Linked DNA regions of Homo sapiens: region 2 is linked to region 1. Evidence: chromatin contacts called from ENCODE Hi-C or POLR2A ChIA-PET data. All regions are on one chromosome and are shown on one strand. Each heading gives the region's core, a stretch centred on a gene start or an enhancer-like site at or near the end of the contact. The rest is flanking DNA. Distances are from core to core; before and after follow the strand shown. Region 1 holds the start of STARD13 (StAR related lipid transfer domain containing 13). Region 2 overlaps STARD13 (StAR related lipid transfer domain containing 13).

The links. Hi-C counts contacts between places; a loop is a spot of excess contacts on that map. ChIA-PET counts read pairs that join two places held with the same protein, here RNA polymerase II (POLR2A). Pooled maps may share reads with other maps.
Region 2: a pooled map shows a loop between it and region 1 (2.9-fold over the local background). The contact joins the enhancer-like site here to the promoter of STARD13 in region 1. A Hi-C loop is called at or near these places in 1 of 37 single-sample maps with no recorded cell type and 5 of 50 pooled maps. POLR2A ChIA-PET finds 5 or more read pairs at or near these places in 3 of 52 experiments (MCF 10A, OCI-LY7 and PC-3).

What each region holds. Positions count from the first base shown.
Region 1 is chr13:33,283,057-33,288,066 of GRCh38, forward strand. STARD13 (StAR related lipid transfer domain containing 13) reads right to left here and starts at 2,699. Exons shown (of 14, transcript NM_178006.4): 1 at 2,414-2,699. The coding sequence starts at 2,582. RefSeq lists enhancers at 2,802-2,861, 2,872-3,001.
Region 2 is chr13:33,108,402-33,113,411 of GRCh38, forward strand. STARD13 (StAR related lipid transfer domain containing 13) reads right to left here. Exons shown (of 14, transcript NM_178006.4): 9 at 4,320-4,530; 10 at 3,377-3,491; 11 at 2,285-2,506; 12 at 1,472-1,689. Among named protein-coding and RNA genes, the nearest start is that of KL, 94 kb to the left of the region's middle. RefSeq lists enhancers at 1,179-1,238, 1,339-1,428. Within about 2 kb of position 2,575, at least 19 of the 41 ENCODE cell types and tissues checked have a DNase peak (open chromatin) inside an H3K27ac peak, as active enhancers do.

The sequences.
Region 1 (5,010 bases), core at 1,449-3,948:
GTAAAATAACTTGACATCCTGTGTTATTGGGTAGTAACTGGTTAAAGAGAATAAAACATGTAGCACTTTGTTTCCACTAGAGAAATATAACCTGACAGGAAATTTCATAATGAGTGACCAATTCTGGTCCTATAATATAGTGTATTGCTGTATCCTGAGTAGAAAAGTCTAAAAAGTCTCTAGTATATTATATAATCTGAAACTCAATCATAGGTTCAGTACTTTAGCACTCATTATAAAAACTAAAAAATAGTCTAGTGTATTGCAGAGCATGGACTGTCAAGCTGTATTCAAGTATCAGTTCCTACTGGGTGACCTTGGATAAGATGCTTGAAATCTGTGTGCCTCTGTTTTCTCATCTGTAAAATGGGCATAATAAAAAAAATTAACTACAATGATTTTGGTATGCTGTAACTGTTTAATCCACATTCTCTGAAATTACAGTAAACCAATCTTCTAATACAATAAACTCAATAAAATTGTTTCACATTGCTTTCTCATTGTCTTACTAAAGAGTTGTATGATGTTAACACATAATGATTTCTGAATCACAAGACTGTTGGAAATCTTTATTGCTTCCCTGTGATCTTAACTGTCAGTTTTAAGTGTTAGGCATTCATTGACTTCAAACACTCCATTGCCCAGTATAAAAAAGAGGGAATTCTCAAATTACCTAATTAGACAAAAATGAAACATAAACTGAGGGTGCCCATATGTCTGTGTGACAGGGCACGTTCAGTGATAGTGCATGTGTTCACAACTTCAAATCTTGAATGGAAAAATAACCCTCATTCCAAAAAGAACATAAATAATATTTAAATAAAATAAATTATTGTAAATACATCTAAGGAGGTCTGCAAAGCAATTTCAGCTAGTTCTCTGCAATATTTCTCATATGATATGCATGCTGAGGAACATTTATATCTTGTAGATGATAGCGCATCATTAAGCCTCGGTGTTCATAAAGATGATGGCATTTGGAAAGGCACCATTGTCAGAAATTTCTAAAACCAAAGTGGAGCTGGTTTTTATTCTAAGCCTAAAGTATTTTTAAATCTAGCCACAGGGAAATAATTACTTTTGTTTCTATTCAATCAAGACCTGGACACAGAGTTTATGCAATGACATAATATCCTTCCTGAAATCAGACCAGCATGTAGGAAGGACCAGCATCCTTCACACATAACTAGTTCCTGAACCTTTACAAACAAATCCTAATTTCCAAGGAAACAATCTCATCAAATGCTGCCCGCTAGAATACATATTGTTCTTTCTGGAAACATTACAATAAGATTTTCATGATTACAAACCCCAACTTCCTCTTTAATATTCAATATAATCTTAAACTCATTTATTTAAGTGGAAACTGTATTTTTATAATGGCTCTAAAAATTCCTGGTTAACTTATTTAGCACCAATATAATAATTTCTTTTTTTGTTGTGTAGGAGGAGGGTGATCATTAACTGACTGTCAACGTGTGTTAGGGGCTTCTTAGGAACGGCTCTAAAAATTCCTGGTTAACTTATTTAGCACCAATATAATAATTTCTTTTTTGTAGTCTAGGAGGAGGGTGATCATTAACTGACTGTAAACGTGTGTGTTAGGGGCTTCTTAGGAATGTTCGTCTTTCTGCTTTCTACTGATATACCCTATAAGGAGCATGTTTTAAATTTTTTTTTTTTTTGAGACTGGTAAATTTTAGTAATGTCCAGACTTCCAGGCTGGTATTTTGAGGGGCTGGGAATAAAAAGAATATCAAGCAGCTTATAATCAATATTCTCTTCTCTTTGCATTAGGAAGCTGGAGTTTTGTGTGCAGGTTACGGGATTTGTTTTGAGATGAACGAACACCTTAATTCTCTACCAGGAAAACAATATTAACACATCTGTGGCAACTGCTGACATAAACATACAAACAGGAAGAGAATGCGATTCTAGTGCTTAGCCTGGTGGCCTTTAGAACAGAATTCTTGCTTTCCTCCTCTTCACTAAGGATATTCGAAATACTCTGGGCAGGGTGGACATTAGTCCCTCGCCTCCTCCCTAATGAAATAAACAAGTGTCCACATTTTAAATGTGACGGAGTGTGAGGAAACTGCAGAAAAGCTCCTAAGATACACACTGAGTAACAGTTCTCATCTGTTCTGTAGACACACGTCAGTTTGGGAATTTATGATTCACTGTCCCACCGTGAAGTTTTTTGTGCACTTTATGTTGAGCTATGTGGCAGCTAAGGACTGTCCTGTTTGCTGAAAACTGCAGCCTAAAGTTATTTTTCAAAGTTACGGGTAGTGTGGCATAGAAATCCATATGTTATAAAGTGGAAACAAACAAACAAAAAAAACTGGGTTAGCATGAAATAGAGCCAACAGAAATCAGAATGAGCAACAGCCTTCCACTGCCGGCCACTCACCTTGTTGAATTTTAGTCACTAGCTGATGGCGTGCTAGAATCCGGCTCATCCTGTAAGGAGAGCGTCTTGTAGTCTGATCAAATCGCAAGTACATCTCCTGGCCCTCAGGTGTCATGGAATTTAGGTAGTAGCAGCCTGAGGCTGGGGTCCTGGGCACCTGACTGAACATCTCGGCAGATTTCCTATTGCCACCTCAGTCTGCCTGTGGCTGTTGCCGTCTGTCTCCAGTCTCAGTCAAAGAGCAAGGCACCCAGCCCAGGACAGCTCAACAGACCCAGCGATTTTTAAAAAGAAAGAGGAGTGCCAAAGCCACAACTCAGAATTCCAACCCCCGGGGCCCTCACGTGACCTCGGGAACCAATGAGAGGAAGAGAGGAAAATGGGAACGTTTGCAGTCAGCCCTAAGCCCCGACCAGAGGCAGTTCCAGCCGCCAGGGTCCCTCACACAACGCTGAAAGCAAAATACACGTATTTGACGTGCCTCAGAGCTGACGAAGCACCCAAAAGCAGCCCTCACTAAAGGAGTCGAAAGAAAAAGAGAGAGGGAAGGGCAAAACAAGTAGAAGACAAACAAGTCCAGGGCTCAGGAAACTTTTCAGCCTGTCAAAGTTAGAGAAAGCTCCTTCGCTTTCTACAGGGCAGCAGCAGCCAGGTAAAAGATGGACCTGATAAATCTCTTAAATTTAAAAAACACAACACAACAAAAAAAAACTACTTCAAACAAGCATCAACAGCTGAGCGTAAGCCACCACCTTCATTATCAAGAAACAACTCAAATAAAAACTTTTCCAGTGAAAAATAAACTTCAAGGGCTTTAACACCAGGAGTGAATACACCACAGATCCTGACCCTCACGTGATGGGAATTGGAGGGCTCTTACAGATAAGACTCAGAGAGGCAAAGTACACACGCGTTACGTATTAAGCATCCTTTCCTCTTTGATTTCTCTACTTCCCCAATTTTTAATCACCTAGAGGTAAAATACTTAGAAGGTGCCTATCACATTTAAGACACTGAATCATTTAAGACAAGAATCACTGCAGAAGTTGCAAAGGTACTTCAAAGATACTGTCATCAACCTGCTAAGGACCCATTGAGAAGTTATACAAAAGCTTCTAACATGAGGCCATATATATGTCTCAAAAAGGACGCAAACACAATGCTAGGTGAGCAATATTATTTTTGACTGGGGTGATGATTGCAAGCCAGATAGAGAAAGAGACATTTGGATAGGCTTTTTAAAATGGGGGGAATTCTGATAGGCAGAGGCTGGGGAGGGCTTTGCAAGAGACTGTAGGTACCCATGTGTGCAGATCCAGAACCAGAGTATATGGTTTAAGCAAACTGCTAGTAATTCAGTTTGGCCATATCTGAGTGTGTGTGTATATATATACGTGTATATATATATGTGTGTATATATATGTGTATATATGTGTGTATATATATACATACACACACTGAGTGACATATATGTATATGTCATTATAATTTTCCCTGTTTTTCTTCTTTAACATTGTTTGATGTGAAGAGAAAAAGTCCACAGAAAACATGTTATCAAATTCTGAGCCTGGGGCTGAAAGAATAAAGTTCTTTGATACAAAAAGTATATGACCAAGTTGCTTCTACATTTGGCTGACGGAAACATAGCCTGGCTGGGAATTTATAGTCTAATAATGAGAAATTATTTCTACATTATTTCCAAATTAAAAGTTTAACAGGATTTAAATTAGGACTTTGATTCTTCTTACTCTGGCTCTCCGAGGCCCATAAGCCTTAACAACTTTCCCTGAGGGAATTGTTGCTAGCCTGATTCTGAGAAGCAGCTCGTCTTGTATAACTGTCCCGCTATGAGAATAAACAAGTTAAGCACGATCTCTGCAGCCCAGCATGTGACAATTGCCTACTACCTCACGTAGTTGGTAATTGTCAGCCTCTTCGGGTGGTTACACAAGAGTCATCATGTCTTTGTTTTCAGGTTGGCTTCATGGCAGGAAGGGAAAGAAAGATCTATGGGGCCATACTGTGCACTTTCCATTCTTATTTAGGATTTGAGCAGCAGTTTTTCTGTTCCATAGCATCGTCTGTGGAAGGTGAAAGGGATCTGAGACCTAAGGAACTGCTCGGCAGAAGCTCGAATGGAGAAAGGTCGAGCACCATATTGCAAAGTTGGCTGCCTGGAAGGTTCATGAGCCCAGCTCAGTCCGCACCGGTGGCCGTCCAATTAAGGTGCTTGCATCAGCTGCTTTGTGCACGTGCTTTCGGCTTGATGGTCCAACACTGGGAGCATCTGTGTCATAACTTTTTGTTCAAGGCAGACACTTGGTGGTTATCACTTTTTTACTGGAAGAGAATGGAAGGAGGGTGGAGAGAGAAAGAAGAGGGGAGCATGGGACTTGAGAACATTGAACATGTTCTGGGAAACCAAGTAAAGGTGAGGAAAAGGTAAAAAGGTAAAGGTGAGGAAAAAATACGTAGCTTTTTATAGCTTTGGAGAGCACTTAAAGATAGACCGGCCATTTCCAATGCCAACCTTGCAGTTCATTGCTGACTTGGCTGCATTCTATTATGAAAACAAGTGGAATGATTCTTCCTGAGAA
Region 2 (5,010 bases), core at 1,325-3,824, 170 kb before region 1:
TCCACTTCTTCAAGTCTTGGATCAAAATCAGTGCAGCAAGACCCCGCCCTGACCATTCTATTTAAAATTCCATCCCTTACTATCTCCCTATCTTATTCCTCCCAGGATAAGTAAGCCCATCTCCCTTTCTTATTTTTTATGGACTTTCCCCAGTGAAATACAAACCCCAAGAGAGCAGGAGAGGGGTTTGCTGCATTCCCTTGGCATACCCAGAGCCTATTGCAGTGCCTGGCACGTGGTCGTGATGGAACGAAGCACTGATAAATAGCAGGCTGGTGGGGTTGCCGGATGGATGGAAGGAGGGAGGTTCTACACACAGACTCAGGCCCTCAGCCTCCTCTGGAGGGAGGGAGGAGGCACGCTATGGCATGGCCCCATTCCTATGGCAGCCATCCTGCAACAGCTATTCAACTTTCCACTTGTGGAGTGAAAGCATGAAGTTTAATTCCACCAGATGACTAATGTCCTAATAACTTTGGTAATATGCCACCCTTATAAACTGCCTGCATTCTCCAGCAGGATCCCAAGGAAGCAGAGATAAATACATATATTTAGGGAAAATTGACCTTTAAAAGTCAAGGTTCCATGGGCCAATTCCCAAGTCATAAAGAGCTCATGTGAAAAGTAACCTTTAGTTTGCCATCAAAACTGGTTTCATAAAGAAAGCGTTTTAAATATACATTTGGGAGTTTCACAATAGGTTCCTTTTACACTGCTGATCTGTGACATGAGACAAGGCTTGCCAAGATTTTCAATAAAAAAGGATATATTGATCTAATTACCTTCTATTCAGGTTCTTTAGCACCCTCAATTTCTGTTCTGGCTGATGCAACACTGCATCTCTACTGTGCAAACTTTCTATCATTGGTTGAGCATCCCCTTCCAAACCCCAAGAACAGGGGTCTGGAACTCAACCCTTACATCAATCAGAAGAAATATTTCCTTGGCAGACACAGAATCAACAAGATTTTCTGGACCTCCAGGGCAGTGCCAAGGTTTCTGAGCATAGTAATAGCTATGAGCATCTGAAGTTATACAGATGAGTTCTGAAGTCAAACCTACTCCAGTCTTGAGAGTTACACACACTTTCCCAGGGGAGAAAAACAAAATCAGAAGAAAAGCCAGTCAGATCCATTTGCATAATTTGGCAGAAAGTGCAACCGGACAAACAGCAGCTTTTCTGGGCCGTCTGCTCTGAGGAAATGAATAATATTTATGGCCTAATAAACTGTGTGCTCCACAAGGAGAGGGGCAATCAGAGAGCCCAGGCAGAGCTGTAGGCTGGGTGAAAAGACACAGGAAGTCGGGCATCGACACAGAAAACTCAGATGTCACTGAGGGAAACAAGAGCCGGCTTAGTGTTCCCCGTGGAGGCTGGACTTTGGTGGGAGACACCAGGAGAAGTGCTCACATCTACAGTTCGCGTCCTGCCTTTGGAACAGAACATCATAAACCCTAGAGTCAGGCTCACCTGAGAACCACAAAGTCTCTGGAAGGATGGGGAGCCATGCTGTTCAGCACATACTGGTAGATCTCTGTTTGCCTGTCTAGAGTTTCCACAACCTTCCACTGCACAAAGTCCTCGTCCCACAGGTGGCGCTCTCTCAGCACGCGGTTCAGGACCACTGAGGGGGGTGCTTCCACCTCCACAGAAGCCTTCCACAGCTTCAGCGGGTTCCCGTCGCCCACCTTGGGAAAGACAACGTCAGAAGCTGAAGAGGTTGTCTGGGATATGGGTCCAACATTTTTTGTTTGGGCTTTTAGTTTTGCTATCATACCTTGCTGGGTGTTCAAAAACCATCACTGATTATGTAAATTGAGAGTGATACTACATACCTCAGCTGTAACATTTTAGTCCTTAAGCTTAAAAGAATAATAATGATGATAAAAATAATAATCACCAACACACCTAGTGGTTACTGTGTGCCAGGAACTATTCTAAGCCATTTGGTTTGTAAATTAGCCTTCCTCCGACAGTGGTACTCTTACAATGTCCATTTTGCAAATGGGAAAACTGAGGCACAGAGAGGTGTGTGACTTGCCCAACATCACACAGCTACGGGGGAGAGACAGGACCGGGATCCAGCTGTCCGGCTCCATAGTTTACTCTCTGATTATAGGCAACAGATCTCTGGACTGAGTTCTTTGAATGGTTCATGTGCCTTAACTGTCCGCGTGTGTGCCAAGCCCTGTGGACACAGCAGCTGTTTTCAATGCAAAAACAAATGTCTGATTGTTAGCTGTGGCTTTCTGGGGGTGATCTTTTTCCATCCTCTGAGATTACCTTTTTGAAAGCAAGATCTGTATTGTCCGTGCTGGAGCACGTGACCCATCCTTTGAACTTCTCCTTGGCTTCTTTCTGGAGGCCCTGGATGAGATGGTTCAGGTAAGTGTGGAAAGTTGCCCCACTCTCCTCCAGCTGTGTCCCCAATTCTTCCAGGGTTGGCACGTGGATCTCAGCCTCCACATACGAGTTACGAGACTGGGCCACCAACTCGTGTGGAACCTAGACCAACGGATGCATGAAAGGGCAACACACTGAGCCAAAGAAACGCCGAGACTCAAAGAAAGCAAAGCCATTTCACCCACAACCCGGCTCTGAGCCACGGGCCGAGGGCCACACGGCCAGAGATGTTTTTCTAAGATCATTGCCAAGGCCGGGAGGGGCCTTCCTAAAGTCAGGAAATACAAACATGTTTCTGAGGCTGTATTTATTATTCAAAACATTGCAATGACTTCCCCTTTATTATTTTCACTTCCCTTTTATTTTACCTTTACTGTCTTTTTATTCAGTTTGGCAAAATATGGGCTCAGACAACTTTACCCACTATGAATAAGACTTAAAACAGACAGACTTGTGAAGGGAAACATCAAACATGACTTGGGAATAGCTTTACTTTTTTAGCACACTTTTCCCATTGACAAATGCCAATTCTATCACAAAAGTATGCCACAAGTCTGGTTCACTTACTTCTTTTACATATCTGTGGCTGTATTCATAAGCTGTCATTGGTTCTTAGCAACAAAGATTCCTCAGTATCATACACACACTCACACAGATGTTTAACCTAATCAAGCTCCAAGGTAAAATCAAATAGAACATAATTGGCTGACTGGCCTTGAACCTGATAATGGCAGGTGATGCACTGTTTGCATAAAAACCATCAGTATGGTAATCCCAAGTGTCTTTATCAAAGCCTCAATTGTATAGCTAGCTCCTCAGCTTTCTTGGAAGCAAACACCAGAGCTATAACATATACTATTGTCATAAAATCAGGAACAAACAGATAGAAACCATAAATGTAGCAACAATCCCAAGCGTCTTATCTAGTTCCAAGAGCTACTAGGGAGGCGGAGGTTCGAGCCTTTTGCTCACCTCAAAAAGTCTGTCGCATTCCATGATCATGTGCGCTAGCCCCTGAGCTGCTGCCAGATTCTCGTTGAGGTCCTTTTGATCTGGCTTCCCAGTGGCATATTTCTTCTGTATGACTCTGTAATTGAACGTGAGTGTGCTAAGCAGATCCCACACCAACGAGCTTGTCACAATACCAAACTCATCCCTTTTGTTTTCTGTTTATACCCAGATGCTATCCAGATCCCAGGCTTTTGCGTTTCCAAATAAAAACAATGATCACATATCTTAGATATCTGAATCAGGCTAACAGTCTGACAGTTCACAAGGAAAAATCTTGGAAAACTAAAGGGCAGGAAGAACAGCAGGGGACAAAATTAATCTGTTTTTCCAAAGTTTGAAACCCCTTAACTGCAAGCTCCTGTGCTTTGGTCTTAAATATAGCCTTTTAAAAATTGTAAAATACTACTTTGTGTATGTTTTCCTCCTCACTCACACAGACAACATAAAACTCAAGCTTTCTGGATCACAGCTGGCATTCTTCAATGCTAGCTCAATAATTCTATGAATCTGAGCCCCGTGAATTAGGGTGTCTCACAAGATTTTCTGATTATGAAAAGAGTGTTGACAAATCCTGAAGTTGAAATGTAGCATGAGACACATTTTATCTATCTATAATCTATTATCTATCTCTATTATCTACCTATCAATCATCTATTTATCTCTCTTTATCATCTACCATCTATTTATCATCTATCTATTTAGCTGTCATCTATCATCTATGTATCAACTATCTATCAATCTATCATCTACCTATCGTTGATCTATCTACCTACCTATCTATCTATAATCTGTCTACCAATATATCCATTCGTATCTATCTATCCATCCATCCATCCATCCAGTCTTATGAACTGTGGGAATGCCTGCTTTGGGATTACTGTTGTTACTGAGAAAAAAAACCCACCGTGGAGAGCTTTCTTTCTTCAATAAATTAAGATGAAAGAGGGAGGGGGCCAGACACACTGCCAGGTTCATGGGCGTCATCTGATTCTCTTCCACCAAGTTGACGACGTCGTTCAGGAAACACAAGAGCGTCTGCAGGACCTCCCTGTTCTCATCGGCCAGTAGCAGGATGGCAGCCTGCACGGCCTGCAGCCGCTGCTCTTTGGAGACATCTGAGGAAAAGTGGATGCCAGGTCATTGGAGGAGCAGACATAGAAAGAGCCAGCTGGGAAGCACTGTGTAAGCTCCACATTCCTCGTGTGAACACGCACCCAGAGTCATCATCAACAAAAACAACCAGAACAGCAGGAAAGGCACAAAGAAGTCAGTAATTGCTGAGGCCTCGCAGCTCATGGGAGGCAGAGCTGAGTCCCAACCCTTGCAATTGAACTTTGGATCCCACGCTCTCGATGGCCAAGCAGGGTTTAGAAAGGGGCACCACCATCCTGGTTTTCTGTATTCTGAGCAATCAACCCACTCACCTGCTTTCAGAAGGCTTCTGGGTGAAGTTGGTGATTAGGACTCTGTCAACCTGGCATCCCTCTTGCCCATCCTCCCTGACAGACAGCTTGGGAAGCCACTCTCAGGATGCCCAAGGCTCCGTGGGACATGGTTTGAAAACCACTGGGTTAGGGAACAGTAGCCTCGCCTTG